Linked DNA regions of Homo sapiens: all the other regions are linked to region 1. A link is a contact called in ENCODE Hi-C or POLR2A ChIA-PET data. All regions are on one chromosome and are shown on one strand. Each heading gives the region's core, a stretch centred on a gene start or an enhancer-like site at or near the end of the contact. The rest is flanking DNA. Distances are from core to core; before and after follow the strand shown.

What was found. Hi-C counts contacts between places; a loop is a spot of excess contacts on that map. ChIA-PET counts read pairs that join two places held with the same protein, here RNA polymerase II (POLR2A). Pooled maps may share reads with other maps.
Region 2: a loop to region 1 is called in a map of psoas muscle, with 12 times the contacts of the local background. The contact joins the promoter of MAP2K7 here to the promoter of MBD3L1 in region 1. A Hi-C loop is called at or near these places in 1 of 168 maps with a recorded cell type or tissue (psoas muscle) and 5 of 50 pooled maps. POLR2A ChIA-PET finds 5 or more read pairs at or near these places in 1 of 52 experiments (K562).
Region 3: a map of sigmoid colon shows a loop between it and region 1 (5-fold over the local background). The contact joins the promoter of SNAPC2 here to the promoter of MBD3L1 in region 1. A Hi-C loop is called at or near these places in 1 of 168 maps with a recorded cell type or tissue (sigmoid colon), 1 of 37 single-sample maps with no recorded cell type and 11 of 50 pooled maps. POLR2A ChIA-PET finds 5 or more read pairs at or near these places in 1 of 52 experiments (HEK293).
Region 4: a map of CD4-positive, alpha-beta T cell shows a loop between it and region 1 (16-fold over the local background). The contact joins the promoter of TIMM44 here to the promoter of MBD3L1 in region 1. A Hi-C loop is called at or near these places in 2 of 168 maps with a recorded cell type or tissue (CD4-positive, alpha-beta T cell and gastrocnemius medialis) and 8 of 50 pooled maps.
Region 5: a map of psoas muscle shows a loop between it and region 1 (11-fold over the local background). The contact joins the promoter of ELAVL1 here to the promoter of MBD3L1 in region 1. A Hi-C loop is called at or near these places in 1 of 168 maps with a recorded cell type or tissue (psoas muscle) and 11 of 50 pooled maps. POLR2A ChIA-PET finds 5 or more read pairs at or near these places in 1 of 52 experiments (K562).
Region 6: a loop to region 1 is called in a map of PC-3, with 18 times the contacts of the local background. The contact joins the promoter of ZNF121 here to the promoter of MBD3L1 in region 1. A Hi-C loop is called at or near these places in 1 of 168 maps with a recorded cell type or tissue (PC-3), 2 of 37 single-sample maps with no recorded cell type and 12 of 50 pooled maps.
Region 7: a loop to region 1 is called in a map of CD4-positive, alpha-beta T cell, with 6 times the contacts of the local background. The contact joins the promoter of ZNF426 here to the promoter of MBD3L1 in region 1. A Hi-C loop is called at or near these places in 1 of 168 maps with a recorded cell type or tissue (CD4-positive, alpha-beta T cell), 3 of 37 single-sample maps with no recorded cell type and 14 of 50 pooled maps.

What each region holds. Positions count from the first base shown.
Region 1 is chr19:8,831,028-8,835,192 of GRCh38, reverse strand. MBD3L1 (methyl-CpG binding domain protein 3 like 1) reads right to left here and starts at 2,816. Exons shown (of 3, transcript NM_001393532.1): 1 at 2,671-2,816. ZNF558 (zinc finger protein 558) reads left to right here and starts at 2,889. Exons shown (of 10, transcript NM_144693.3): 1 at 2,889-2,984; 2 at 3,792-3,875. RefSeq lists silencers at 2,080-2,339, 2,840-3,109.
Region 2 is chr19:7,901,737-7,905,901 of GRCh38, reverse strand. It overlaps MAP2K7 (mitogen-activated protein kinase kinase 7), which reads right to left and starts at 2,025. Exons shown (of 11, transcript NM_145185.4): 1 at 1,834-2,025. The coding sequence starts at 1,957. LOC124904630 (a long non-coding RNA gene) reads left to right here and starts at 2,388. Exons shown (of 2, transcript XR_007067121.1): 1 at 2,388-2,481; 2 at 3,153-3,913. It overlaps LRRC8E (leucine rich repeat containing 8 VRAC subunit E), which reads right to left. Exons shown (of 3, transcript NM_025061.6): 3 at 3,886-4,165. RefSeq lists enhancers at 983-1,522, 2,171-2,748 and a silencer at 1,464-1,813.
Region 3 is chr19:7,917,925-7,922,089 of GRCh38, reverse strand. SNAPC2 (small nuclear RNA activating complex polypeptide 2) reads right to left here and starts at 1,752. Exons shown (of 5, transcript NM_003083.4): 1 at 1,541-1,752; 2 at 548-667; 3 at 317-385; 4 at 1-55. The coding sequence starts at 1,723. TGFBR3L (transforming growth factor beta receptor 3 like) reads right to left here. Exons shown (of 7, transcript NM_001419781.1): 6 at 3,961-4,033; 7 at 2,993-3,173. The coding sequence ends at 3,966. RefSeq lists enhancers at 1-524, 2,225-2,724, 3,400-4,165 and silencers at 1,193-1,392, 1,473-1,702, 3,965-4,034, 4,155-4,165.
Region 4 is chr19:7,941,366-7,945,530 of GRCh38, reverse strand. TIMM44 (translocase of inner mitochondrial membrane 44) reads left to right here and starts at 1,865. Exons shown (of 13, transcript NM_006351.4): 1 at 1,865-1,924. The coding sequence starts at 1,880. RefSeq lists enhancers at 671-1,213, 1,214-1,757, 1,762-2,131, 1,758-2,300, 2,301-2,844 and a silencer at 1,662-1,731.
Region 5 is chr19:8,003,369-8,007,533 of GRCh38, reverse strand. ELAVL1 (ELAV like RNA binding protein 1) reads left to right here and starts at 1,893. Exons shown (of 6, transcript NM_001419.3): 1 at 1,893-2,039. LOC105372266 (a long non-coding RNA gene) reads right to left here and starts at 1,721. Exons shown (of 4, transcript XR_936302.2): 1 at 1,576-1,721. RefSeq lists silencers at 1,518-2,007, 2,238-2,437, 2,468-2,517.
Region 6 is chr19:9,582,611-9,586,775 of GRCh38, reverse strand. ZNF121 (zinc finger protein 121) reads left to right here and starts at 2,272. Exons shown (of 4, transcript NM_001008727.5): 1 at 2,272-2,315. RefSeq lists enhancers at 1,882-2,693, 3,508-4,165.
Region 7 is chr19:9,536,920-9,541,084 of GRCh38, reverse strand. It overlaps ZNF426 (zinc finger protein 426), which reads left to right and starts at 2,440. Exons shown (of 8, transcript NM_024106.3): 1 at 2,440-2,510; 2 at 2,740-2,826. It overlaps ZNF426-DT (ZNF426 divergent transcript), which reads right to left and starts at 2,419. Exons shown (of 2, transcript NR_134921.1): 1 at 2,087-2,419; 2 at 1,355-1,679. RefSeq lists enhancers at 219-1,418, 2,073-2,142, 2,343-2,392, 2,399-3,134.

The DNA.
Region 1 (4,165 bases), core at 1,567-4,066:
GTGGTCCCAGCTACTTGGGAGGCTGAGGCAGGAGAATCGCTTGAATCCAGGAGGCAGAGGATGCAGTGAGCCAAAATGGTGCCACAGCACTCCAGCCTAGGTGACAGAAGGAGACTCCACCTCAAAAAGAAAAAAAAAAAAAAACTCTTTGTTCACTTTTAATTGGGTATCTTTTTATTGCTGAGTCGCAAGCCTTTATATATTTTGAATACAAGTCATGTATCAGATAAATCATTTGTAAATGTCTTCACCCAGTCCATGTTTGTCTTTTTTCTTGATGGTGTCCTTTGAAGCATCAATGTTTTTTAATGTTAAGTCCAATTTATATATTTTTTCTTTCGCCACCTGTTTTTGATGTCATATCTAAGAAACAATTGCCTAACCCAAGATCACAAAGTTTGACACCTATGTTTTCTTCCAAGAAGTTTATAGTTTTAGCTCTTACCTTTAGGTCTATGATCTATTTTGAGCTCACTTTTGTACATGGTGTGAAGTAGAGGTCCAATTTCATTCTCTGTTTTTTGTTTGTTTCTTGGTTGGTTGGTTTTTTTTTTGTTTTTTTTTGGTTTTGGTTTGTTTTTTTTTTTTGATGGAGTCTCGCTCTGTTCTCAGGCTGGAGTGCAGTGGGGTGATCTCGGCTCACTGCAATCTCCACCTCCTGGGTTCAAACGATTCTTCTGCCTCAGTCTCCCGAGTAGCTGGGACTATAGGCGCCCGCCACCACGCCCAGCTAATTTTGGTATTTTTAGTAGAGACGGGGTTTCACCATGTTAGCCAGGATGGTCTCGATATCTTGACCTCGTGATCTGCCTGCCTCAGCCTCCCAAAGTGCTGGGGTTACAGGCGTGAGCCACCACGCCCAGCCCAATTTCATTCTTTTGTATATTGGCATCTAGTTGTCCCAGCACAATTTGTTGAAGAGAACAGTCTTTCCACAGTGAACTTTCCTAGTATATTGAATTTTGAACTTGTTCATTTTTGCTTAAACTTCCTTCAGCCACCTGAAAATGGATATTTTTGGGAAGCAGAGATCTAACTATTTTTTTCTGAAAGGACGGGTGCATGAAACAATATCATTCATTGAAAGTATTTCTTCCTGGCTGATTTTAAATGTTACCACTCTCTTACATAAAATTTTTTCCCTTTGCACTTACCAGTATCTTTTTTTGTTTATGGTTTTTGGTTTTTGTTTTGTTTTGTTTTTTGAGATGGAGTCTTGCTCGTCACCCGGGCTGGAGTGCACCGGCTGCAATCTCGGCTCACTTCAACCTCCACCTCCCGAGTTCAAGCTATTCTCCTGCCTCAGCCTCCCAAGTACCTGGGATTACAAGGCATCCGCCACCACGCCCGGCTAATTTTGTATTTTTAGTAGAGACGGGGTTTCACCATGTTGGCAGGCTGGTCTCGAACTCCTGACCTCAGGTGATCTGCCTGCCTCGGCCTCCCAAAGTGTTGGGATTACAAGCGTAAGCCACCAGGTCCAACCAGCACTTAGTGGTATCTAACGCACCAACCCACCATGTATTCTATTTATCACATTCACTGTCCATTTCTCCTGCCCAACTCACAACTAAAATGCACGTTCTCTGAGGGCAAGGACGTTTACCTATTTTGTTCAGTCTATATCCATGGTGTATAAAACAGAGACTTGTTGGGGGGGAGGTAATAGCATTTATTCCATGAATATGACTACGGCATACACACATACACACACATACATGTCCACACTATATCTGGAAAGATAGAGGAGAAAATTATTTTTGCCTCTGAGCAAAAGAACTGAAAGACCGTGGTGGGAGAATATTTGACTGACTTTGTACCATTCTTAAGTTTTCCTATATGTGTATCTATGACCCAGTCCTCTCCTGCTCCCCTAAACTCTTAGTGTTAAATCACTATGTTCTGCCTTGGGAAAGCAAGTTATAGACAAATGTGCATACATAATCTGATCCTATTGGGTTGTATGAACATGGGGCAGTAACTGTATCAACAATCTAGGGATCCAAGGAAGGCCCTACCCCTGAATCTGATCTCCCACAATCCTGGCTCCTGGGCCTATCCCAACCCACCCACATCATACACCCTTTTATTCATACCCAGATCCCTGCCCCTGGAACTGGTCTCCACCCACTGCCCCCTCCCCAGGCCTGGTGCAGCCCACAGTCCCGCCCCCAGAACTGGTCTCCGCCCACAGTCAGCCCCGCCCCCAGGCTTGCTGCCACCCCATAGCTCCGCCCCTAGAACTGCTCTCTGCCAATCACCACTGCCCTCCAAGACCGGTACACCCACAGCCTAGTCCCCGCCCTCCGCCCGGCCCGGAGCTTATCTCCGCCCACAGCCAGCCCCAACCTCCAGGGCTGTCACAACCACAGCCTGGTTCCCGCTCAGCCCCGCCCCGGAAATGGAGGTCTCCACCCCTGTAACTGGTCTCTGCTCAGTCATCCCCGCTCTAGAAGCCTTATACCATCCGCCCCGAGAACTGGGCCCCACCCACAGCCCCGACCCTGGAACTGGTCTCTGCCCAATCAGCCTCGCCCTCCAGGCCTGGTACGGCCTCAGCCGGTTCCCCGCCTTCAGCCCCGCCCCGGAACTGATCTCCGCCCACAACCAGCCCCGCCCCCAGGCCTCGTGCGGCTCACAGCCTGGCCCCGCCCCCAGGGCCAACCTTACCCCCGCTACTGCCCCAGGCCAGGGCCCAACTTTGTGCCCACTAAGCAAACTAGAACACCTCTGCCCAAGGCTGGGGTTCGCGGCCGCCGCTCCCGCCCGCCGCGCCTGTCGCCTAAGCGCCGAACCCCCAACACGCTCGACTCTGCGAGGCTGCCCGCGCGAGCCGGAAGGGGACGTGCAGCGCACCTCTCCCCAGACCGGAAGCGGAAGCGCGGGGCGGTACCGTGGGAGGGGCCGCGCGTGGGGCAGCGGGGAGCGAGTCCCTCCGTCCCCGCGAGTCGGCGCTTTTGGCCCCGCGGGAGGGGCCGGGCTCGGTGAGCGACTGGCGGGGGCTCGGGTCCGAGTCCAGGGGGCGACGTGGGCCGCGGACACCGCCAGCCACGGGCCCTGCGTCCCTCCAGGGAGCCGTGTTTCGGTTCATGAGGCCTCGGGCTGTGAGCTTAGGTCAGCACGAAGCTGCTGCTTGCTCCTGGGTCGGGGCCCCGCGCCGCTGTTGCCTCCTCAGGGAACCCCAGTCGCCCTCACCCGGGGCGATTCCGCACCCCAGGGGACTTTTGGCTGTAGCTGGAGACGACTGTGGTTTTCACAAATTGTGGGGAGGGGAGGCTGCTACTGTCACCTAGAGGGTGGAGGCCGGGGAAGAGGGACGCTGCTTGCTCTTAAAGATCCTACGTTGTACAGGACAGTCCCCCACAACAAAGAATTATCAGTAGTGCCAGGTTGGGAAACCCTGCTCTAGGGCCTTAAAAAAAAAATCTCTGCAGTTCTGAATAAACTACATAAATTGTTAAAAATTCAGTTTAGTCACTTAATAGGGCCTCTAAGTGACAAGATATTTTTAAAGCCTGTGGAGTCACCATAGAATCTCTCTCCAGCGTAGTAAGTTGAGCAAGTCAAATGCACACAGCGTTAAGCTGCTTTCTCCCCTCTTACGGAGCAGATGGCCAGATGGGAATCAGGTAAAGCCAGTCATGGCCCACAGGCTGGGCCCTTATTACACATTTAATCATTGAGTACCCAAAAAAAGTGAATGGGATGGTGTTTCCGGCAGCCGTATCCAACAACTGTACAACCTATACAAAGCCTCGAAAGAAATCTTTGTGTCTTTTTTTTTTTTTCAGATGAGAAAAGCATCATTCAAGCTCAGATTCGTGTTGAAGCCTGCCACAAGGTCCACCTGTTGTTGTGGGTTTTTGGGTGACCAGGTGAGTACAGTGTGGAACCTACAACAAGGTTTCAGCAGGCTCTGCTGTGTAGAAGAACTCCTCGTGGGCTTTTCCTGTGCTGGGGTTGTAACCACATTGAAGTCACTAAGAGTGAAGGTATCTTAAGGAAAGTTCAAGGTAAAAAGACAGAGGTGTTTATGGTTACATGTGTGTAAATAAGTAAATACAGTTACATGCAAATAAGTATCCACAAAACAAACATACAAATAACGTAAAGATGTGTAACTGTAGCTAAAGACAGATTTTCTGGTATGCCGTAATGCTAAAAG
Region 2 (4,165 bases), core at 776-3,275, 930 kb after region 1:
GTCAATGGTGCAGATGTCCAAGCAGCGATGATAAAAAGGCTGGTACCTGCTCGTTGGGACGGGGCAGGAGCAGGGCTTAGAGTGATCACAATAACTGGATGGGGAAAAGGAAGAAAAAAACAACACCACGATAAATCACAACAGAAACGACTGATTCGTCCAAAAGAAAAGAAATCAAATCATAAACGAGGAGGAGGGGGAGGCACCGAACTGCAGAGATGGCTAGGAACCGACAGAGATGGGGAGGGCGGGGAGGATGGGATGGAGTTGACACAGACAGAGACGCCTGGAGGGGACTCCTCGGGGGCCTGCCTGCCACCGGCCTCCTAGCTCTGCATGGGAACGGCCACCCCTGAAGGCACCCGGGATCCTGGACTCAACCCTGTCTCATCCACTCAGGGGCCAGGGAGGGCGGCCCCCAGGGGCTAGCAGGGACCCGTGTCTTGGCTGGGCTTCTTGTCTCAGGCAGTGTCCTGCACCAGAATCCCCACCTCCATGATTTCTCTGGACCCCCAAGAGACTCCCCAAGGAGGAACCCACGCTGACTCAGGTCAGGAGAGGGAGGGACAGGAGGGTGTCAGGCTGTGAAGGTCAGGCTGGGTGACCAGGGAATGGGTGGGGTGCCCAGATACGGGGGTACCTTTCTCGCCTGCCATAATGACTCCATAGAGAGAACTAAATAAACTACGAAGGTCACATCAGAGGAGACAAGAGAGAATTTTACTGGGTCAAGAAAGACACAAAAAGGATCATGGGTCAGGGGTGGTGTTCACAGGGTTTGAAAATCTAATTTCCTCCAGCCCAGAGGATTTAGAGACCAGGATCTTGGGGAAAAAGCCGGGAGACTAGATATGGTCAGTGTTCCCAGGCCAGGTGTGTGTGAAGCGAGAGGTACTGATCTAGGATGACAAGGTGTCAGGGAGGTAGGTACCGAGGTGGTGGGACTGATCAGAAAGCAGGTGGATGTATGCTGGGGCGCGGCGGGAGCAGGCCTAGAGTCACACTGGCCCCAGGTGTCCCCAGGTCAGGTGGGTGTGGGTGTGAAGGGAAGGGGAGCCATCACTTGAACACAGGTGACAAAGTCACCGGGCTGGCTGGGGGTCGATGTGCATTTCTGGAGGTCAGACACCACACGCTCACCAAGATGGTGGCAGTGAAACTGGTCACAGGGATTTGCGGGGCCTGGTGTATGTGGGAGGGGGTCTGCTGAGCCCAATGCCATGGTCACTGTCGCCAAGAGGGGGAGAAGGGACCCCCTCCCGTCCCCCCACCTCAGACACGGTCACAGGGAGAGCGAGAGGGAGAATCCTCGGGTCAGAAGAGATGGGGAGGGGCTCTATGTGGTCAAGTAACCTCAGGTGTCCCCGAGCCAGGCGTGCGCGTGTGCGTAGATCGTCGCTGCACGGGGCTGACAAGCCCCCAGGCCGGGGGAGGGGGGCGCCAGACAGTCCCTGAGATGACGAGAGTGGTAGCATCAGGTCAACAGGGACGTGTCTGTGTTTTCGGGGCGACCTGGATGTGGTCACTGTCGCGTGGAGTCGGGGAAGCCCGACCCAGAGGATCACGGCGATGGGGGCGGGTCATCAGCTGGGGGCCTCGCCTGGGTCCGGGAACTGGGCTCCCAAGCCCTGAGGGTGCGAACCCCCCGGAGCTCGCCGGCTCCACGCCCCCCGGGTCACCGTGACCCTCGCCCCGCGAGCCCGCAGCGGGGGGGGCGGAGAGGAGAGCGAGCGCCCCGGAAGCGGGGGCGGGGCCTTGTGGTGGGGGCGGGGCCTCCCGCGGCGCGCGCCCCGCCCCGCCCGCCCGCCCCCTCCCCCACGCCGCCGTGCTTACTGGGCCTGGGCCGCTGGGGGCTGATATCCAGGTTGAGGTCGATCCTCCGCCGGGCCTCCCGGTTCTCCTGCTTCAGCTTTGCTTCCAGGCGGGACAGCTTCTGTTCCAGGGAGGACGCCGCCATCTTCCCCGCCGCCACCGCCGCCGCGCACCGCCCGGCCGCCCGTCAGTCCGGCAGACAAACACCGCACTGCGCCTGCGCCCGGATGACCCCGTCGAGCCGCCGTCTCGCCCCGCACCGCGCATGCCCGCGGCGCGCACCCGCCCTTCTCCGCGTGCGAACCTCCGCGCGTGCGTGCTTCGGCTCAGCCCGAAGGATGACGCCACCTAGAGCTCGAGGCAGGCAACGTGCAACCCCCGCCTTCGTCGCCACCACCACCGTAGTGCGCATGCGCCAATTCCCGATCGCTCCTGAGAGAGGCGCTGCGAGGAAACACCATTCTTCTGAGGACGGTGGGCGGGGAAAACGGCGCGCATGCTTAGCGAGGCGAAGCCGTGTTCGCCCGCGTGGCTTTTGCGCATGCGCATTCCTGGAACCTCGTTCCCAAAGCGGCAGTCGATCCCTGGTCTCCACGGCGGTGCAGCCTCAGCCTCCTCGCTTTTCACGGTCGGCTTGGGCGTCCCTTCGGAATGCCTTCCTCACTGATGGTGCTTTATTAGGATTCCTCTTGTGCTTAATTACCTCCTAGCCTCCTGCTGGCAGCGGGGTGCCGCCTCCTCACCGTAATTAGGCTCCGTCGAGAGCCCTTTCCCTTCTTGCCAGCCCCAGCAGGCTCAGAGTTGGCCGAAGCCAGGGGGGAGGGGACGGCCATGGGAACCCAGCGGTGTGACCCCTGCCCTCGGCGACGGGGCCAAGGTCAAGGCCAGAGTTGTTGGCCAGACCCACATAGAACCTCAAGACACCCCCCTTATCTCTCTCGCACCCGGAACGTGAGCCCAGCGCCTGGACGTGGAGAATTCCTATCTGAGGAGGGGCGCTGGGGTTAGGTGCCAGTGCTTGGGCCCCCGGCAGCCTAAACCACTCCTTTAAGTGGTCCGACGGGTGCTGGGGAAATGTCCCATCTGGAACCCAGGGATCCCCCCAAGAGCGGCTTCCCTCTGCTCTTAGATGCGAGAAGGAAGTTCTGATTTTGCGGACACCCGGGAGGTGGCCAGGGCCAGGCAGACTCTGCCAAGTGCCCTTCCAGCTTCTGGTCCAACGAGGGAACACTTTGGGATGAGAGTTACCGGCTTGTCGGAACTCCTCTGGTGACGATTTGTGGGTGGAGCACACACAAGTGTAGAGTTATAGCTGAGGTCTTTACCTTTCCGTCTTCCAGGCAGCCTTCTGTGCCTCTGCTCTGAGAACATGAGACTCATCCTTGATTCTGGCACACGGGTGTTACTTGGTCACATGAAATAAAAGGTTACGGGCATGGTGGTTCACGCCTGTAATCCCAGCACTTTGGGAGGCCGAGGCGGATGGATCACGAAGTCAGGAGAGGACCAGCCTGGCCAAGATGGTGAAACCCCGTGTCTACTAGAAATACGAAAATTAGCCGGGCATGGTGGCAGGCGCCTGTAATTCCAGCTACTTGGGAGGCTGAGGCAGAGAATTGCTTGAACCCAGGAGGCGGAGGTTGCAGTGAGCCAAGATTGCGCCACTGCACTCCAGCCTGGGTGACAGAGCCAGACTCCGTCTCAAAAAAAAAAAAAAGAAAGAAAAACAGGGTCTTGTTCTGTTGCTCAGGCTGGAGTGGAGTGGTGTGATCACAGCTCACTGCAGCCTCAACCTCCTGGGTCCTGGGCTCAAGCAATCCTCCTGCCTCTGCTTGCCTAGTAGCTGGGACCTCAGGCACACATCAGCACACCTGGCCAACTTTTTTTTGTATGTTTTTGTAGAGATGAGATCTCACTATGTTGCCCAGTTTGGTCTCAAGCTCTTGAGCTCAAGCGATCCTCCCACCTGAGCCTCCCAAAGCGCTGGGATTACAAGCATGAGCCACTATGTCTGGCCCTAATGGACGGTGTTAGACAATGACAGGAGTGCACATAAGAGATCAAAACTAGAACTTGCATAATTAGTATTATTTATTAAGCACCCAGAGAACAGTCAAGACCAAAGTCCCTGCTTGTCCTTGGAAAAATGTCACCTCTATAGCAGGTGTCCTAACCCTGCAGTCCACCCACCTTAGGAAGTCCTTGAATAGCTCTCTGGGGGAAATCTATCAGCTGCCTGAAGAGCTTTGTGTGTATTTGTACACCAGCATTTTCCTGAGGAAGGAGGTGCCTGGCTTCATCAGTTTCTCAAAGGGTCTAGGACCTCAAAAGGGATCAGAATCTAGATATTTGG
Region 3 (4,165 bases), core at 503-3,002, 910 kb after region 1:
TGGGGGGCTTGGAGTGCAGGAGGGTGACCGGTTCCGTGGCCGCGATGGTGAGCACCTGGCAGGCAGAACAATCAGGGAGGAAGAGGAGCTGGGAAGTCTTCTCACCGTCTACACATTCCCCCATCCTCCCTGCCACCCTAAGATGCTCCTCAGACAAGAGATGGCCTCAGAGCCAGGGACACTGAGGCTCGAGGTGTCCAGTGACTGACGGAGTCCACAGAGCTGGCAAAAGGGCCCAGGACCCAGGTTCACATGATTTGGCCCATGTGACCCTGTCCTCTGGGACACCCTGACCTGCCTGGGGGAATGGCGGTACCTGCGAGAAAGCCACTGCCAGGGCTTCTTCCAGTGGCCCTGTTATCTTCTCAGCCAGATCCGTCCAGACCTGAGTGAAGCCAGAGGTACAGGGTCAGCCCAGGGATCAGCCTGCAATGGCCCCCCAAGCCCTGCTCCTCCTGGGGATCCCCTAATCAGGTTATCCCCCGCAACTCCCACCTACCCACCAGGGACCTGCCCTGGACAGCCTCACCCTGTTCATCTGCCTCACCTCTATGGGGGCTGGGGGCTGTGCCTCCCGGCGCCTTGGTCCCTGAAGGCCACCCGGATGCACTTTCTGAATGGCCTCCCGGGCTACGCGGCCCTTGAGCTGCTGGAGGAAGACCCGGATCTAGAAAGGAAAGAGGCGGCGGAATGAGGCTTCTATGAGCTCAGGGCTGCAGCAGAGAAGCCAAAGCCCAATCCCTTGTATGCTCTGGGCCCCGCTACTGCGCCTTAGTCTCCTGCTGGCCCGGTGTTAGGAGTCCCAGTGACTGCCAAGGCCCCTACCCCACCCAGAGCGTGACCAGCTACCTAAGGAAGTTGTAAGGCCCAGGCCAGTTCCGGCTCCTTCACGCAGCCAGGGCCCAACCCTATGCTGACTACTACCCCGTTCAACTCCCTTCTTCGTCCCCTCTTCTCTATTCCCTCTCACTTCAAGCTCGTATCCTGTCCAACAGCATGCGTTGCTTTTCGCCCGGACTCGGCAGCATCTTACTCCCAGTTCATTCCGCCCGTTTAGCCCTCGCCTCACCCACGCATTACCCCGAGGCTCGCCCCGCCTTTAAAGCTTGCCCTCATCCCGCCCACGCCCCTCCCACGCCTTACTCCCAAAACGGCCCCGCCCTTAAGTCTTGCTATTAACCCGCCCACGCCCCGCCCCCAGGCTCGTCCTGCCCCTCAAACTCACCCACCCACTCTCCAAACCTCAGCGGCACGCACGCCCCGCCCCCGGCATCGCCCCGCCCCTCCGCTTCACTTATGCCCCGCCCACGTCTAGCTCCCAAGCTCGCCCCGCCCCTAGGTCTTCTCTTCCCGTCCACGCCCCGCCCCTCACCCCGCCCAGGCTCACCCACTAACGCCCCGCCACTCAGCCCCACGCCACGCCCCCGCTCGCTTACATTCCTGGCCCCGCCCCGCTGGCTCCTGCCGCAGCCCCGCCCACTCTCCGCCCCACCCCAGCCCCGCCTCCAGCCTGGCTCCGGTCCCGAGAACCGCATCTCACCTCAGCCTCGCTCCGGCCCCGCAGCTCCCGGGCCAGCTCGGTGGCGTCCGGCTCCGGCTGGCCCTGCCGCGCCTGCAGGAGTCGCACTAGCTGCCGCTTCTCGCGAGCGCTCCAGGTCGCGGGACCGGTCACCTCGCCCAGATAGCGCGCCGGGGCCGCTCGCCGCCTGGGAGGTGGCTTCATGCCGCTCAGAAAGAGGCAGGCGCTGTAAGGTCGCTTCTCCGATGGGCGGAGCTACGGGGGCCGCCGAGGTCAGAAAGAACCGCGCGGAGGCGGACGCGCGTGGGGGCGTGGCTTCGCGTTTGGAGGCCCGGGGAACCGCCCCAATGGAAGTGAAGGGGAGATCGGCACCGGAACTGGGGCGGGGCGAAGGAGACCCTCAGCCTGCACTTTATCTCATTCATGAAGTGGAGACGACACCTTGGATCCCATGCCCTCCCTCTGTTGCTGGACTAACTCATGAAGCTACTACTGTGTGCTTTGCTTCTCGCAGAGGGGTGGGTTCTGGCCGAAAGGTCAAGTCCGAAGATCCAGTCGGTCAAGAGCCTGGGCTCTGGGGTCAGACAGGCCTGGGGACTTTGGGCAAGTGATTTAGCCTTGCCGAGCCTCAGTTTCCTCCTCTGTAGACTGGGGCTGATAGTCCCACTCTTGTCTGTGTAAGGTAGAGTGGAGCTCGGGCAGGAGGGATTTAAGGAGCTCTAGACTAGACTGACAATCTAAGAGGAGGGCGAAGTCCAGACCAGGAGGGAACTGGAGCAGAGGCAGAAGGTCGAAGCGGAGCTAGGGCAGGGTCCGGGCGGGGGTAATGGAGAGCGGAGAAGGCCTGGCTTGAGAAAGATCGCAGGAGGCAGATGGGCAGGTGTCCGGGTAAGGAGAGGAGGGAGGGGGAAGGTTTATTTTAAACTTACGCTTGTGGGGTTGGGTGCCGCTTTTTTTTTTTTTTTAGACAGATTTTTGCTCTTGTTGCCCAGGCTGCAGTGCAATGGCGCGATCTCGGCTCACTGCAACCTCTGCCTCCTGGGTTCAAGCGATTCTCCTGCCTCAGCCTCCCCAGCAGCTGGGATTATAAGCACGCGCCACTACGCCCTGCTAATTCTTTTTTTGTTACTTTTTTTAGTAGGGACGGGGTTTCACCATGTCGGCCACGCTGGTCTGGAACTCCTGACCTCAAGTGATCCACCCACCTCGGCCTCCCAATGTGCTGGGATTACAGGCGGGAGCCACCGCGCCCGGCCGGGTGTCGCTTTCTGTTTGAGACAAAACGCCCTACAGTCTCCCATGGCCTGGGAGTGCACACGGGTATATGGGCATATGGGCCCCGTCCCCAGGCTCCACCCCTGTAAGTCACGATTTCTCAGGAATACCCCCCAAGTCCTGCTCCCAGCTTTCTCCCCAAGCCTCCCCACCTATCCCCCACCCCGCACGTTGCGCGCTCACTGACTGCACCAGAACTTAGCCGGTCAGTCCAGAGGTTTATTTTGAGCACAGGTGGGAGGGACAGGGGGAGGAGAGAAGCGCAGGGGTCGTGGCCTCATCAGGTCCGAGGTCCAGGGAGGCGGGTCCGGTCCTGTTGGTCCTGGTCCCGAATTGGTAGCTGGGTGTATCTCCGGACCATGTTGGGGGCGCACCATCCCTGGGAGGGGTGGCTGAGGCTCAGCGAGGGAGGGGACGCTACGCGGGCCACCTCCCTTCCCAGCAGACCACTAGCCTCTTCCATCGGTCTGCATGCCGGGGTGAGAGTGGGAGCCGGGTCCGAATGCTGAGTTCTCCTCGCCTAGTGCCTCTCCTCACCTAATGCCCCTGGCTCGACCCAAAGCCCGCGCCTGCCGCGGGTGACCCACTGCCTGAGTTCGAATCCAAGCTCCACCCAGTATTGTGACTTTTGACAAGTTACTTAATTCAGAGAATGCCTCATCATTCTCGTCTCTAAAATGGGGATTATAATAGTGTCCGCCTAGAGGTTAAGGGGATTAAGTTAGTTCATAGGCGTAAAACATTTACAACAGTGCCTGGAGGCTGGGCGCAGTGGCTCACGCCTGTAATCTCAGCACTTTGGGAGACCGAAGCGGTAGGATCACCTGAGGTCGGGTGTGCGAGACCAGCCTGACCAACATGGAGAAACCCCGTCTCTACTAAAAATACAAAATTAGCCGGGTGTGGTGGCGCATGCCTGTAATCCCAGCTACTCAGGAGGCTGAGGTAGGAGAATCGCTTGAACCCGGGAGGCAGAGGTTGCGGTGAGCCGAGATCGCGCCATTGCACTCCCGCCTGGGCAACAAGAGCGAAACTCCGTCTCAAAAAACAAACAAACAAACAAACAAACAAACAAAAAAACCACAGTGCCTGGCACGAACTAAGCGCTAGGAAGCGTCACTGTCAGATCTCCTACCTCACCCAGCTCCCTCCACCTCCATACCTACCTTCCTCACTGGGACCTCCTGGGCTGGGGACCGCTGGGCGAGGCTCTCGCGGGCGGGCCAGGGGCGTGGGGCGCTGGAAGGGAGAGGCGAGCTGCAGAAGGGCTGCTGCGCGCCACGCCAGGCTAAGGGCGGCCCCTGGGGGCTGCTGCGGGCATCGCGGAGGCAGGCCTAGCTAGGGTTGATCAGGCCCCGCAGGCGGGATCGC
Region 4 (4,165 bases), core at 616-3,115, 890 kb after region 1:
GACACCATGCTTGGCTTATTTTTTTATTTTTGTAGAGATAGGGTCTCGTTATGTTGCCCAGACTGGTCTGTAACTCCTGGGCTCAAATGATGCTCCTGCCTCAGGCTCCTGAGTTGCTGGGATAATAGGACTGAGCCACGGATCCTGGCTTAAAGGAGTCTTCTATCTCCACTTTATCTTTGGGTCTTTGACATGCTTATATGACACACTGCCTCTGAGTGTCCAATGCTGTAGTTTTCTTTCTTTCCTTTCTCTCTCTCTCTTTCTTTCTTCTTCTTTTTTTTTGACACAAGGTCTCTCTCTGTTGCCCAGGTAGTGTAGTGTAGTGTAGTGTAGTGTAGTGGCACGATCACGGCTCACTACAGCCTTAACTTCCCGGGCCTCAACGATCCTCCCATCTCAGCCTCCTGAGTAGCTGGGACTACAAGCACATGCTACCACGCCAAGCTAATGTTTTGTATTTGTTGTAAAGAAGAGGTCTTCACTATGTTGCCCAGGCTGGTCTCAAACTCTTGGGCTGGAGAGATCCTCCCGCCTCAGTGTCCCAAAGTGCTGGGATTATAGGCATGAGCCACCGCGCCCGGCCAAACTCCGTACTTTCAACCACAACTAAGAATCCATATTTCTAGCCCAGACCTTATTCTTAGCAACACACCTGTGTACACCAACCGCTTAACTAGTTTGCTCCTCTTGGCATCAAGACATCTCGAACAAAGCCAGAGTGGAAGCCCTCATCTCTTACCCCCACCTTGAGGGGGAGCTCCTGAGATGGAGAACACAAGTCTATCCATCGCAGAAGCCAGGAATGCATGCTCTCCGGGGCCAAGCTGCCTCCCTTTGAAATAATGAAGTCCCATAAACCCATATCACAGGTTAGTAATGCAAAAAGACCGGGTGCGGTAGCTCACGCCTGTAATCCCAGTGACTCAGAGGCTGAGGCAGGAGGATCGCTTGAGCTTGGGAATTGGAGGCTGCAGTGAGCTAGATTACGACACTGCACTCTAGCCTGGGTGACAGAGCAAGCCTCTGGCTCTATAAAAAAAAAAAAGGATCCAATAAGACAAACAGCAACAGCAACATACATTAGCTCTCCCAGGGGACCAACCCTCCTCCTCATACCCGGATTGCATGGCCATGTTAAAATACCGCCACCTGGTGGCGGCATTCTTCGAATGGAAAATAGCATCTGGGGTGCTGAAATGACAAAGGCCTGAGCGTCTTCAGATCAGAGTGTCAGTTCACACTGAATCGAAGTAGGACTGGACCACAGTCAGCCCGCTCTCAGCTTCCTCTTCTTATTCGGGGTCAAAACCAACAGGCGTCTTCCCAAAGCGCCGCACAAGAGTGGGCTCCTTCGCTTTCTCGGAGCGACTCACTTGCTGGTCTCTCAGCCATTGTCAATCAATCAGTCATTGCAGGGGCAGCCATAGACAATTACTCTGGAGCTGGTCCGCCGGTCAATCAGAATCCAATCGAATCCGTCCTTGTGGTCGGTGGATCCACGTGCCTGTACCACCTGCCACCAGCGCCCGGCGCGTTCTGTAGCCGAATCACCGCAAGTGACGGAATACACGCCCCTGGGCTCCGCCCCCTCGTAGTCGCGCCCAATCACAGATCTGACCCTCCCAGGAGTGCCCTCCCCCGGGCCACATCCAGTCACGGGCCCCGTCCTTCCAAAACACTGCCCTATCAGAGGTCAAGCTCTCTAGGCATTCCCTACCCTTTTAATGCCCCGCCCTATGACGGACCCAATCGGAGGGCTCTCCCTACCCGAAACCCCGCTCCTGGAGCGGCTTTTCTCAGGCTTGCGCGGCTCTAGGCCGAAGCGGCGGATGACGCAACCGGGCCGCGCCGCGAGAAGGTCACACGATTCTCCAACATGGCGGCGGCGGCCCTGCGGAGTGGCTGGTGCCGCTGTCCACGGGTGAGCGGCGGTGCGGCGCTGGCAGGGCGAGCTTAGGGGTCTTCTGGGCCTTCGGCCACCAAGGCTTTCTTCTCAGACCCTTGGCCTTCGCGACCCTTGCTTGGGCTCCTTAGAAAGCTTGGGGTTAGATCTTTGGGTAGCAGAGGCCAGGACAGGGGGCACAGAGCGTGGCCTGAGGGCGGGGACCGAGCTTACCGGGCAGGGGGCGGCGATGCGCGGGACCTGGGAGGGAGCTGATCACCCTTCGCCCTCTGATCAGACTCCACGTATACAGGAGAGAGAATGGTAGCCGGGGCGGCGGCGTCCCGTGGAAAAAAGTAGAGGGGAAGGCAAAAAAACGTGAAATTCACAGCTCGCGGTTAAATGCCAAGTTCTCTACCGAGAGCATTTCTTGTCTCGTTTCTTCTAACGTTCATTGTGGATGTGCGAGAGGTGGTTCGCGCCCTAGCAGGCTCTTGGGTCCACAGGGCAGTGGCAGTCAAGACGTGTAAGGCGCACTCAGAAAGTAGTACTTCATATTGCTCGTGCTCTTCGTTTTTTCTTTTTTCTCTTTTTTTTTTTTTTTTGAGACAGAGTTTCGCTCTTGTCGCCCAGTCTGGAGTGCAATGGCGCGATCTCGGCTCACTGCAACTTCTGCCTCCTTCTGCCTCCGGGTTCAAGCGATTCTCCTGCCTCAGCCTCAGGTGGATCACCTGAGGTCAGGAGTTCGAGATCCACTGGCCCACATGGTGAAATCCCATCTCTACTAAAACCCCATCTGTACTAAAAATACAAAAAAATTAGCCGGGCATGGTGGCGCGCTCCTGTAATCCCAACTACTTGGGAGGCTGAGGCAGGAGAATCACTTGAACCCGGCAGGCGGAGATTGCAGTGAGCCGAGATCCTGCCACTTTACTCCAGCCTGGGCAACAGAGGGAGACTCCGTCTCAAAAAAAAAAAAAAAAGTTATCCTCAAGTAAATACAGGAGATAGTAGGCACCTGTGTAAGTTTGGGATGTTGCATAGGGTTCTCAGAGGTAGGAGGCAGAGAACAGAGAGAAAAACGGCCCAGGAAATGTGGAAATGGTGGAGAAGTTGTACCTGGTCTTTTGACATCAACACGCCAGGTTCTGTGCTGGGTGACAGGGTGCCGAGCTGAACAGGACCTGCACAGAGCTTTTTTTTTTTCCCCCAATTTTTTATGGAGGCAGGGTCTAGCTATGTTGCCCAGGCTGGTCTCAAACTCCTGAGCTCAAACGATCCTTCCGCCTCAGCCTCCCAAAGTATCGGGATTACAGGCATGAGCCACCAGCTCAGTGCCTGCACAGAACTTAAGGCAAGATCTCGGCTCACTGCACCCTCCACCTCCCGGGTTTAAGCAATACTACAGGTGTGTGGGACTACAGGTGTGTGCCACCACGCCCGGCTAATTTTTGTATTTTTGGTAGAGACGGGATTTCACCATGTTGGCCAGGCTGATCTCGAACTCCTGACCGGGTGATCCTCCCACCTCAGCCTCCCAACGTGTTGGGATTACTGGCGTGAGCCACCGCGCCCAGCCAGCAAGTGCCTTTTACATGAGATCAGCCCAGTCTTTGCCCAGAGCGACTCCCCTAAATTACTCTGTTTATAGCTCAACCCTTGAGGAGGACATTGTAGGTTTATTCCAGAGTTGTCCCTGGGGCAACACATTATCGATGTTTGTGTCTGAAAAATCCAGTTCTCTCATCTTTGGAGGCTGGCAGAAATGGGGTGGGCTCGCAAGAGAAGACTGCTTGCCACTAGCATAGAAGCTTAGAGTGCCTACTTTCAGACTAAGGGATTAAATTGTACATTTAGCCTTCTTCCCCCCATGGGTTGGCATTTCCTGGGACCTGTCCGTTTTCCCCCAGTTTCAGGGGCACGAGGATAGATGTAGGCCCTGGAGGTACAGACACAGCATTTTCTCTTTCCACCAGCTTCTGCTTGCTTCTCAGACTTTGGGAAGATTACAGAGTGCCCGGCATGCATCAGGCATAAGATACAAATTGGCCAGTGAGGCCAGGTGCAGTGGCTCATGCCTGTAATCCCAGCACTTTGGAAAACCGGGGGAGGGGTGGATCACCTGAGGTCAGGAGTTCGAGACCAGCCTGGCCAACATGGCAAAACCGCTTCTCTCCTAAAAATACAAATATTAGCCGGATGTGATGGCGCATACCTGTAATTCCAGCTACTCGGGAGACTGAGGCAGGAGAATCGCTTGAACCCAGGAGGCATAGGTTG
Region 5 (4,165 bases), core at 644-3,143, 830 kb after region 1:
GCCACTGCACTCCAGCCTGGGCAACACAGTGAGACCCAATCTCTAAAAAGCTTTCCTAGGCCGGGTGGTGGCTCATGCCTGTAATCCCAGCACTTTGGGAGGCCGAGGTGGGTGGATCACTTGAGGCCAGGAGTTTGAGACCAGCCTGGCCAACATGGCAAAACCCCATCTCTACTAAAACCACAAGAATTAGCTGGGTGTGATGTTGCACGCCTGTGATCCCAGCTACTTGGGAGGCTGAGGCACGAGAATCACTTGAATAGGGAGGCAGAGGTTGCAGTGAGCTGAGATCACACCACTGCATTCCAGCCTGCACAGCAGAGTGAGACCCTGTCTCCAAAAAAAAAAAAAAAAAAAAAAAAAACTTCTAAGAAAATATGATTAAAAAAAGAAACAGGCTGGGCACCGTGGCTCCCGCCTGTAATCCCAACACTTTGGGAGGCCAAAGCAGGAGGATCACTTAAGTCTAGAAGTTTGAGACCAGCCTAGGCAATACAGCAAGACCTCATCGCTACAAAAAAATAAAACATTAGCCAGGCATAGTGGCACATCCTGTAGTCTAAGCTACTCAGGAATCTGAAGCCGGAGGATTGATTGCCTGAGCTGGGGAAGTTGAGGCTGCAGTTAGCTGTGATCATACCACCGCACTCCAAATTGGGTGACAGAGTGAGATCCTGTCTCAAAAAAAAAAAAAAAAAAAGAAAAACAAAATTGTAGGCCAGGCGCAGTGGCTCAAGCCTGTAATCCCAGCACTTTGGGAGGCTGAGGCGGGCAGATCACGAGGTCAAGAGATACAGATCATCATGGCCAACACGGTGAAACCCCGTCTCTACTAAAAATACAAAAATTAGCTGGTTGTGGTGGCGCAGCGCCTGTAGGCCCAACTACTTAGGAGGCTGAGGCAGGAGAATCGCTTGAACCTGGGAAGCGGAGGTTGCAGTGAGCGGAGATCACGCCACTGCACTCCAGCCTGGCGACAGAGCGAGTCTCCGTCTCAAATAAATAAATAAATAAATAAAAATAAAAAGACTATTATTTTCAGATCATAAAAAAAAAAAAGAAAAAATTAGGCAGAGTGCAGGCATGCCTGTAATCCCAGCTCTTTGGGAGGCGGAGGCAGGAGAATCGCTTGAGTCCAGGAGTTCGAGACCAGCCTGGGCAACAGAACCAGAGCCCATCTTTACATAAAAAAAAATTAAACATGTAGCTTGCATGTATTTCTACTAGGGCATTCTAGGCCAGCGCTGGTTTAGAATGTTAGCCCAATAAGACCAGGTATTTTTTTTCTGCTCACTGCCCATACAGTGATTGACACACAGTAGGCGCTCAATGACATTTTAATGAATGAATGAGATGCTGAGCCTTCGGGAACTGGCTTGCTCAAAGAGCCAGCACCGATGAAGCGCTGACCACGTTCCATGCCCCGCCTCCTCAGCGCACCAGAGAAGGAAACTGAGGCCCGGCAAGGTGACGTCAGCTCCTGCCCAACGGCACGTAGTGCGGAAACGTCGGGGCCGGGATTCGAACCCAGGTTCTGTACCCGTAACCCCGGCGCGCTGACCTTTCCTACCTTACCGGGCGGCGGCAGGACAGACAGGTGCGGGACACACGGCGAGCGCTCAACCAGAGGCGCCGCTCCTCAGCCACCGCCTTCCGTCAGCCTCCGAGGGCCGGAACCCAGTTCGCCCCCTCCGCGGCCATCGCTGGCTGCCCGCGTCTCCGCCGGCCGCGGAGCACTTCGCAGGCGGCGCCGACCGGAAGTCCCGCCTCTCCCGCGCGCCCCGGAGCGCCGCGACAGCTACGCCGGCCAATGAGCAGCGCGCCGTGGCGGACGTCGGCCAATGGGCTCGCGCGCGGGGGGGGCGTGTCCGGGCCGCGGGCCGGAGCGGGTCGTGCGCGCTGAGGAGGAGCCGCTGCCGCCGTCGCCGTCGCCGCCACCGCCGCCACCGCTACCGAGGCCGAGCGGAGCCGTTAGCGCCGCGCCGCCGCCGCCTCCCGCCCGCCCCGGAGCAGCCCCGGGCCCGCCCGCCCGCATCCAGGTGAGGCGGTGGGGGGCCTTCGGCGGCGCCCGACGGGGTAGGCCGCGGCAGGCCTGAGCTCGCCTGGCCTGGCCGCGGGGCGCCCGCGGGCCTGCACCGGCCGAGGCCCAGGCCGCGCCGGACCGGGGGAGGGGACGCGCGCTGGGGCCGCGGCGGGCGGGTCGGGGCGGGCCGGTGTGGGCGCCGGCTACAGGCCCCGGGGCCGGATTCCTCTGGCGCCTCGAGGGACGGGCGAGGGGGATACGGCGTGGGCATGCGCCGGGGGGCCGGGCTGCACGGCCGGGGGCCCCGGTCGCCTTGGAAGCCCGGGCTCCGGGGGCGGGAGAGTGGGGCCAGCTACGGGGGAGCGCCGGGAACGCTTTGAGCGCGCAGAGGTCACGGCCCACGGGCTTGCTCCCCCGGGAAATCCCACAGATTCTTTTGTGGTCGTTGTCAGAGCACCGCGGCCGGTGCGAGGTCCTTTGAGAAGTGTGCAAACCCTTCAGTAGATACACGGGAGTCCTGGGGGAAAAAAAAAATCTAAACTGCATCTTTTTTTGAGCGCCATCTCTAACAAAGCTGTTTGTGGGGCGTGGGACGTTAGGATTTGTAAAATATGTGTGTGTGCCTGTTGGAAACACAAGCTGCACACAGTTGAACAATGGGGGATGGATGCCCTTCCTTCCTTTTCCGGTGCTCTGGGCTGCGGGGCTTGTTAAAATGGGTTTTGGTCCCTACTGTGTGCAGGGCAGGTGGAGAAGAACTTCTGCACAACTTCTGCATGGGCTTCCCGTGGTGGGACTGAGCCCCCTTGCTAGAAAGTGTTCATCTAAGATCCGGATGGCCAGAAATGGGAAGATGAGGAGAATGATCTGTCTAGAGCAGGGTTTCTCGACGTTGGCCCTACTGATGTTTGGGGTCAGATAGTTTTTGGTTGTGGTGGTAGTGGGGGCTTCCCTGTGCAATGTAGGAAGTTGAGCCGTATTCCTGGCCTCTACCCACTAGATGCCAGCAGTATCCCCATGCTCCAAGTCGTGAGGATCAAAAGTATCTCCAAACATTGCCAGATGGCTCGGGTTGCGGGGGAGGGGTCTCTTCCACTCTCACACGCACAGGTGAGAACCATTACTGAACTAAATGCTCTTCCTCCAAAAGTTCTAATGCCCTGGGAGATGCTCCCAAGACCTCGAACAAGCTTGACTCTGTTGAGCCTTAGTTTTCTTATCTATAAAATGGGAAGGACAAAAGTGTGGTGCAAATTGAAGAGGGTGGAAATCCCGTTGCGTTGTGCGTGGTCTGTGCCTGGTAGGCACTGAATAAATGATGTTGTACATAGCCACCAGTATTTATTGAGGATTTACTATGTGCTTGACACTTTGTGGACGTTTGTCTGCAGTCCTTGAGGCAGGTGATGTTATAATTTCCATTAATTTCCATTTTAGAGATGAAGAAACTGAGGCTTAGATGGGTCACTTGATGTGACCAGTCTCATGCACTAAAGTGGCTGCGCCAGGGTTTGAACTCGGGCCCTCTGATTCAAAACCCTTACTCTTAACCACTCGATTGTACTGCTCCTATAATCACAAGGCTCCAGGGCACTCCAGTTGTCATCGAATATTTTCTGTGTGCAAAGTTCTGTGCTGGGATCTATTATCAAATTCTGCAACTTCGAGGCCCACAAAGAGGTTGAGATACACGAACGTCTCAAATGTGGAAGGAAATAATACTGTTTATGTTGATGCATTGGTTTTGAGCAGACAGAGTTTCAGTCTGGATGTGTTGAGTCTGAGATCATGGTGCTATTTCTTTTTTTTTTTTTTTTTTGAGACGGAGTCTCACTCTGCCGCCCAGGCTGGAGTGCAGTGGTGCGATCTCGGCTCACTGCAAGCTCCGCCTCCCGGGTTCACGCCATTCTTCTGCCTCAGCCTCCCGAGTAGCTGGGACTACAGGCGCCGGCTACCACGCCCGACTAATTTTTTGTACTTTTAGTAGAGACGGGGTTTCACCGTGTTAGCCAGGATGGTCTCGATCTCCTGACCTTGTGATCCGCCCGCCTCGGCCTCCCAAAGTGCTGGGATTACAGGCGTGAGCCACCGCGCCCGGACCATGGTGCTATTTCTTTTTTTTTTTTTTTCTTTTTCTTTTTT
Region 6 (4,165 bases), core at 1,023-3,522, 750 kb before region 1:
GCTGTGAAGTATGGATTTAATTTCATCTTTTCTCTGATGGCTACCCAGCTGTCTTAGACTTTCCATTACAAATGGCTTTTTTTGCCTCATTGATCTGAAATACCTTTTTTTTTTTTTTTTGAGATGGATTTTCACTCTTGTTGCCCAGGCTGGAGTCCAGTGGCGCGATCTCGGCTCACTGCAACCTCTGCCTTCTGGGTTTCAGCGATTCTCCTGCCTCAGCCTCCCGAATAGCTGGGATTACAGAAAGCCCACCACCATGCTTGGCTAATTTTATTTTTGTATTTTTATTAGAGACAGGGTTTCACCATGTTGGACAGGCTGGTTTCGAACTCCTGACTTCAGGTGATCCTCCCGCCTCAGCCTCCCAAATTGCTAGGATTACAGGTATGAGCCACCGCGCCTGGCAAAATACCACATTTATGAACCAAATTCCTACATGTTCTTGGGTCTGTTTTTAGATATTTTATTAGTCTGTTTCTGCTTCATGTGCTAGTACCACATAGTTTTAATTATAGAGGCTTTATAGTATGTCTTATTTATTTTTATTTTAATATAATTTAATTATTTGCCTTGTGTGAAAACTGTTAATAGTATGTTTTAACATCTGCTGCTCATCATTGCTTTTGTTTTTGTTTTCTTGGTTATTATCAGATATTTATTCTTCCACATAAACTTTAGTATCAACGTACCTAACTCCAGAAAAAACTTTTAATATTTTTACTGGGATTATGTTACATTTCTGAATAAACCTGGGGAGAATGTCTGGTGTCAGTGCTATTTTACAATGTAGGAAATGTGGTCCTGGCCCATGTGGGAAGATCAGAAAAATAACAATAGAAATACATGTTTTTGGCCAGGCGTGGTGGCTCACATCTGTAATCCCAGCACTTTGGAAAGGTGAGGCAGGCGGATCATGAGGTCAGGAGTTCGAGACCAACTGGGCCAATATGGTGAAACCCTGTCTTTACTAAAAATACAAAAATTAGCCGGGCATGGCGGCGCCTGCCTGTAATCTCTGCTACTCAGGAGGCTGAGAGAGAAGAATCGCTTGAACCCGGGAGGCAGAGGTTGCAGTGAGCAAGATCGTGCCACTGCACTCCAGCCTGGGCAACAGAGCTAGACTCCATCTCAAAACAAAAACAAAAACATATTTAAAATTTTTTTTAAACAGAGACGGGGTCTTGCTGTATTGCCCAGGCTGGTCTCAAACTCCTGGCCTCAAACGATCCCTTGGCCTCCCAAATTGCTGGGATTATAGGCATAAGCCACCATACCCAGCCAGAAATACATACTTGATGAAGACAAAAAAAAATCAAGATTTACAGAAAATATTATTATATTGAAAACGTGGCCGGGTGCGGTGGCTCATGTCTATAATTCCAGCACTTTGGGAAGCTGAGGGAGACAGATCATTGGAGGTCAGGAGTTCGAGATCAGTCTGGCCATCATGGTGAAACTCTTCTCTACTAAAAGTACAAAAATTAGCTGGGCGTGGAGGCAGACATCTGTAATCCCAGCTACTCGGGAGGTTGAGGCAGGAGAATCACTTGAACCCGGGGGGCAGAGGTTACAGTGAGCCGAGGTCATGCCACTGCACTCCAGCCTGGGCAACAGAGTGAGATCTGTCTCAAAAAAAAATAAAAAATGAAAAAGAAAAACGAAAAAAGAAAACGCAATGGAACCAGCAGGTTCTAAAAAATAAAGAATGAAGAAATAAAGGCCTACAGAAAGCCTGACTGAATAGAAGAGATAGACCATGCCATTCACTGGCAGCTTTATCCATATGGAAGAATCATGGAAAGGCTCTAGGAACATGAGATGTATACAAACAAGCTTTATATATATGTATACACACATATATATTTTAATAAAGGATGTTGCTATTTTGCCCACGCTGGTCTTGAACTCTTGGACTCAAGCTATCCACCTGCCTTAGCCTCCCAAAGTGTTGGACTTACAGGCCTTAGCCACTGTGCCCACCTGGGAAAAGCTCTGCAGGAGCATCCCCTGGGGTGCGTCCCATCCCCCACGCCCGCCCTTCCAGCAGGTCCGGCCACCTGAACCGCCGGCTAGCCGGGTCCCACCTCTAAACCGCCCCCAAGTAAGGGCCTGTCCGCGCCCACCCGGGAAGAAACTACAATTTCTGTGTTTGACTGGGTCCTATGTGGCTGAAACTCGAACCCAGGAGCCCCGCCCGGCCCGAGGCTCGGAGCGGAAGTGACGTCAGCGCACAATCGCCATCTTTTCCGGCGCTGGCTCCGCATGGTCAGTGCCATTTCGCCTTTATCGTGGTGGAGTCCACCCTGGCTGTGGTGAGTTCCGCCTGCTTGGGGATCCCGGAGATAGCGGGGGGCGGCAAAGGAACGATTGGGTGCTGTCGCCCAGGAGCCTCTCCGATCCGCCTCGTTTCACTCTCTTCTCCAGGGGCTGTCGGTCCTCCTTGCGCGGCCAGTGGCTAGAGGCCGCAGGCTCAGTGGGTCCCAGTCAGGAGCCAGGTCGGGAAGTGTGTTTGTCCCGACTCCGCGCGTTTTCTGGAGTGGTTTCATCCGCTGTGCTCCCTTCTTCAAAAGCTTGGAAAGCAACCTTTGTGAGTTTCTTTCTTTCTGAAAGTAAAAGGATTTCTGCCGTTCCAGTCAGGTTGGCTCCGGCCCCGCATTTCCGCGCCTCAGGAACCTGGCGTTTCCGGCATGTTCCTGGTGAACACCTGCAGAAAATTGGTTTCAAGAGGGCTCTGACTTCCATTTCTTTGCTTAAAAATGTCTCGTCTGAGAATCTGGCATTGATGTCCTATTCTTATTTTTGACACATTACTTTCTGATGGAAAAAAAATAGTCGTTTAGGGTGTGCCTATATCTGCATGTAAATATGAACACGTGTAGACTGTGAGCCTTTAGTTTCTTATTTTATTTTCTTGGACTTAATGTTTTTTGTTGTTACCAGCTACAAGCCTTTCTACAAAAGAAAGGCAGGCTGGGCGCGCTGGCTCACGCCTGTAGTCCCAGCCATTTGGGAGGTCGAGGCGGGCAGATCACCTGAGGTCAGGAGTTCGAGACCAGCCTGGCCAACATGGTGAAACCCTGTCTCTACTAAAAATACAAAAAATTAGCCAGGCGCGATGGCGGGCGCCTGTAGTCCCAGCTACTCGGGAGGCTGAGGCAGGAGAATGGCGTGAACCCGGGAGGCGGAGCTTGCAGTGAGCCGAGATCGCGCCACTGCACTCCAGCCTGGGCAAAAGAGGGAGACTCCGTCTCACACACACAAAAAAAAAAAAAAAAAAAAAAAAGCCAGGCTTGGTGGCAGTCCCCTGTAATCCTAGCTACTTGGGAGGCTGAGGCAGGAGGATTGCTTGAACCTGAGAGGCCGAGGTTGCAGTGAGCCGAGATCTGCCACTGCACTCCAGCCTGGGCGATGAGAGCGAAACTCCGTCTCAAAAAAGAAAGAAAGGCAATAATACACAGCTGTTGTCTTTATCTGAAGTTCCTAGGTCTGTACCCCCCCACAGAGCTTCAAAACGGGCCCACAGGAAGAAAGGATGGAGGCTTTTGTTTGTTTTTTTCAGACGGAGTCTTGCTCTGTCGCCCAGGCTGGAGTGCAGTGGCGCGATCTCAGCTCACTGCAACCTCCACCTCCTGGGTTCAAGTGATTCTCCTGCCTCAGCCTCCGAGTAGCAGGGACAACAGGCATGGGGACCATGCCCAGCTAATTTTTTTTTTTTGTATTTTTAGTGGAGACAGGGTTTCACCATGCTCGCCAGGCTGGTCTCGAACTCCTGACCTTGTAATCCGCCTGACGGCCTCCCAAAGAGCTGGGATTACAGGCGTGAGCCTCCGCTCCTGGCCAGGATGGAGGCTTTATAATCAGAATATTATTCTAGTATTAGTGTAATAAAGTAGTATCTATTGAATTTATTAACAGCATGTTTAGACTAAGTGTAGTTTTGACATTTTTTTCTGAAAAATTTGATCCTAGGGAAAACTTGAACATCTAACACACCCAGTCTAGTAGTTTTTTTTTTTTTTTTTTTGAGACAGAGTCTCGCTCTGCTACCCGGGTCGGGGTGCAGAGGTGCGATCTCGGCTCACTGCAACCTCTGCCTCCCAGGTTCAAGTAATTCTCCTGCCTCCCTAGCATTAGGTGCGTCCATGTGAAGAGACCACCAAAC
Region 7 (4,165 bases), core at 1,191-3,690, 710 kb before region 1:
AGATAAGAGAATAAAAGCAGGCTACTGAGCCAGCAGTGGCAACCCCCTTGGGTCCCCTTCCACGCTGTGGAAGCTTTGTTCTTTTGCTCTTTGCAATAAATCTTGCTACTGCTTACTCTTTGGGTCCATGCTGCCTTTAAGAGCTGTAACACTCACCGCAAAGGTCTGTAGCTTCACTCCTGAGCCAGCGAGACCACAAACCCACCAGAAGGAAGAAACTCTGAACACATCCGAACATCAGAAGGAACAAACTCCAGACACGCCGCCTTTAAGAACTGTAACACTCACCGCGAGGGTCCACGGCTTCATTCTTGAAGTCAGTGAGACCAAGAACCCACCAATTCTGGATACGTTAGGACCTGGCTCAGCTTGGCGAGGAGCAGCCTGAGGGGGAGGGGAGAGGTCAGATGGGTCCATAGAAAAGGAGGATTCAAAGGACAAGAAAGAAACAAGAAAGATTTGGGATGAGTCACATTGGGAGCAAAGACTAGGGACGGACCAATGTGTAAAGAATGCCTGGATGTCAGGCATCTCAGACCATTTGCCCATTTTATGACAAAAATTATCTAGATCTTGTAGGATGGAGAAATCAAAAGTGCCATTTTCTGGCCATTTAGAACCATTGTCAAGTTTGTACTGGGGCCAAGTGGTGTTGCAGAAGAAAATAAGGTATTTAGGTTTTAGGTCAGGTGTGAGTTGAATAGGTTTTAAGTTCTTGAGAACACAGGCTAAGGGAGAAGAACAGGGAATGGAGGGCAGAAGATTGCCCATAGTGAAGGAGGTAAGTTTAAAGAGAAAGGTAGAGACATGGAGAAGGCAGTGGAGTGGGGTGGGGGTGAGCAGCCCTGGGCTGTAATGTGGGTAAGCAGCCAAAGCAGGCAGCCCTGCAATTGACTTGCCACCAAGGGAATGTGGGTGAATGATCAAGGCAGGCATCCCCACAGTGATCAGACACCAATGGAATGTAGGTGAATAATCAGGCAGGTATCCCTACAGTGATTAGCCACCAAGGAAAGACTGTCTTCCTGAGTCCGTGACTGGAGCTGGAGTTTTGGGTCCACAGATAAAATGTGTCTCCTTTGTCTCTACTGGAGAGGAAAAAGAACTGGAATTGGAAGGACAGAGAGATGGAAGGGTAGTGAGAGAGGCTGGAGAAGAGAGTGAAGAGACTGCTTACCCAATTTGAAATTGGTGAGATGTTCCTTGGGCTAGTCTGAGGACCCGAGGTAGTAGGTGGAGCTCCTCACGGAGTGAGGGTGAGGACGGGGCCAGTCTCCCAAGGGAGTCCCCCTGTCCCAGGTTTCGGAACCAAATGTTACACACATCCATGTGAAGAGACCACCAATAGGCTTTGTGTTAGCAACAAGGCTGTTTATTCACTTGGGTGCAAGTGGGCTGAGTCCGAGAAAGGGGTCAGCAAAGGGAGATAGGGGTGGGGCAGTTTTATAGGATTTGGGTAGGTAGTGGAAAGTTAAAGGTGGTTATCTTTTGCTGGCAGGGCCGGGGGTCACAAGGTGCTCGGTGGGGAACTCCTGAGACTCGTCCAGAAGAAGAATGTCACAAGGTCAAGAGATCAGTTGGGGTGGGGCAGCAACAAATCACAATGGTGGAACGTCATCAGTTAAGGCAGGAACTGGCTGTTTCACTTCTTTTGTGGTTCTTCAGTTGCTCCAGGCCATCTGGATGTATACGTGCAGGTGACAGGGTTTATGATGATTTAACTTGGGCTCAGAGGCCTGACAAGTAGTTCAAGACCAGCCTGGCCAGCATGGCAAAACCCTGCCTCTACTAAAAATACAAAAATTAGCAGGGTGTGGCAGCATGCACCTGTAATTCCAGCTACTTGGGAGGATGAGGCAGGAGAATCGCTTGAACCTGGGAGGTGGAGGTTGCAGTGAGCTGAGATGGCTCCACTGAACTCCAGCCTTGGTGACAGAGTGAGATTTTGTCTCAAAAAAAAAGAAAAGATGTTTTAAAGCAAGGCAGAAAACCTAGAAATTATTTTTAAAAACAATTCTTTTAGCTGCATAGAAAATGTTTTTTACATCAAATGTTGAAATAGTAACAGAGCAAAAGACGTAGTTACCTATTTTCTACATGCATAACACATTGGCTCCTTCCCCTATGGCCGCCCTGCTGCGGCCTCGCCCACAGGCCTGGCTATAACTTCAACCTTTTCCTCTGGGCCTGGACCCACATTCCTCCCCGCCCCCTGCCCGTAGCCCTGCCCACAGGCTTGGCTCTAACCTCGACCTTGCCTTCTGGACCCATTTCTGCCTGCAGCCCCCACGCTGAGCCCACCCCAAGGTCCTCCGCAGCCAAGCAGATGGAAAGTAGAATTTTTCTGCCTCGAGGAGGTATTACACGGCAGAAACCCTAGTCCCGAAACCCCGCCTGGCCCGAGGCGGAGAGCGTAAATGACGTCAGCGGTGCGCCGTTCCTTTTGTGACGCCGGCTGTGAGCGCCTGAGAGTCTTTTTGCCTTTCAGAGTTAAGGCCTCACTGGCCTGGGTGAGTTCCGAGGAGATGAACTGGTTTTGGGGTGAAGGACGGGTTTGGCCCGGACGTTAGAGAGGCCTGGCCCGCTCTGCTCGTGTCTGCTGGGCCCGCTAGCGTCCGCTCGGACCGTCGCTCCTCGGGAGGAGTCGGGTTTATAGTTACGGTGTCCGCAGGGTGTTTTCATCTGTGCGCCCCTCTCCAAAGGCCTCCAAAGCAGCGTTTGTGAATTTTTTTCCGGCAGGAAAATAATTGCTGCCTTTTGCATCCGCGTTGGCTCCGTCCCCAGGATCTTCCCGGTTCAGGGACCTGGCGATTTCTGAGTGTTCCGGTGAGCACTGGGTGAAAGTTGGTTCTAGGGGGCCTTTTCTGTCTTCTCTTATGCAAACGAATGTTTCATCTGTAAGTTTGGTTTCGTCTTATTGTGTTGTGTTTTATTTTTGACCATTACTTTCATGGCGAAAGATAAAGATGCTTTTTAGGTTTATAGGGTGTGCGTATTTGTGTATGTGAATATAAACGTTTGTAGACCGCAAGTCTTTCTGCTAAAGAATACTAAGAATAATAATTCATTATCTTCGAATGGAGTTCCTAGGCCTGTACATCCCAAGAGAGCTTCTTAATCAGACCTCCAGAGGGAAAGGATGAAGGCTTTATTATTCTAGTATCACAATAATCAAATTTACAATGAACAGGATGGTTGGATTAAGGAGTTTGAAACCAGCCTGGCTAAGATGGTGAAACCCCGTCTCTACTAAAAATAGAAAAAAAATTAGCCGAGCGTGGTGGTGGGGTCTTGGAATCTCAGCTATTTGGGAGACTAAGGCAGGAGAATCACTTGAACCCAGGAGGCGGACGTTGCAGTGAGCTGAGATCGTGCCACTGCACTCCAGCCTGGGAGACAGAGTGAGCCTCCGTCTCAAAAGAAAAAAAAGAGAAACGAAGGATGTGTGCATTTTAAGCTACATTGATTGTATATCAATGAAAAAAAAAAAAAGCTGGCTGGGTACAGTGGCTCACACCTGTGATCCCAGCACTTTGAGAGGCTGAGGCAGGAAGATCTCTTGAGCCCAGGAGTTTAAGACCAGCCTGGGCAACATAGCAAGACTCCATCTCTCCAAAAAAAAAAAAAAAAAAAGAGTTAAATATTCTATACAGATGCCACCAAACTGAATATTTGTGGGCCTAGTCAGCCCTAGGACCCCTAGTTTGAGACCCCTGGGAGTAGGTGTGATCTATACCAGGAGTCCAGAACTGTGGTTTTTGTGACTTTAGGGTTTTAGTCTTATTGGTAGAAGGAGGCCTATAGAGTTTTTGTGAATTTGGTTCATGGATAATGAACTGCGGAACTTTCACTGTTTATCATCATTTGACTCCCATTCTGTAGGTGATTGTTTGAGCCACTGTTTCATGTTTGATTAATTAATGATTGTCATTATTATTATTATTATTTTTTTTTTGAGACAGAGTCTTGCTCTGTCACCTAGGCTGGAGTGCAGTGGTGTGATCTCAGCTCCCTGCAACTTCCATTTCCCAGGATCAAGCGATTCTCCTGCCTCAGCCTCCTGAGTAGCTGGGATTACAGCCGCACACCACGCCCGGCTAATTTTTGTATTTTTAGTAGAGATGGAGTTTCACCGTGTTGGTTAGGCCGGTCTTGAACTCCTGAC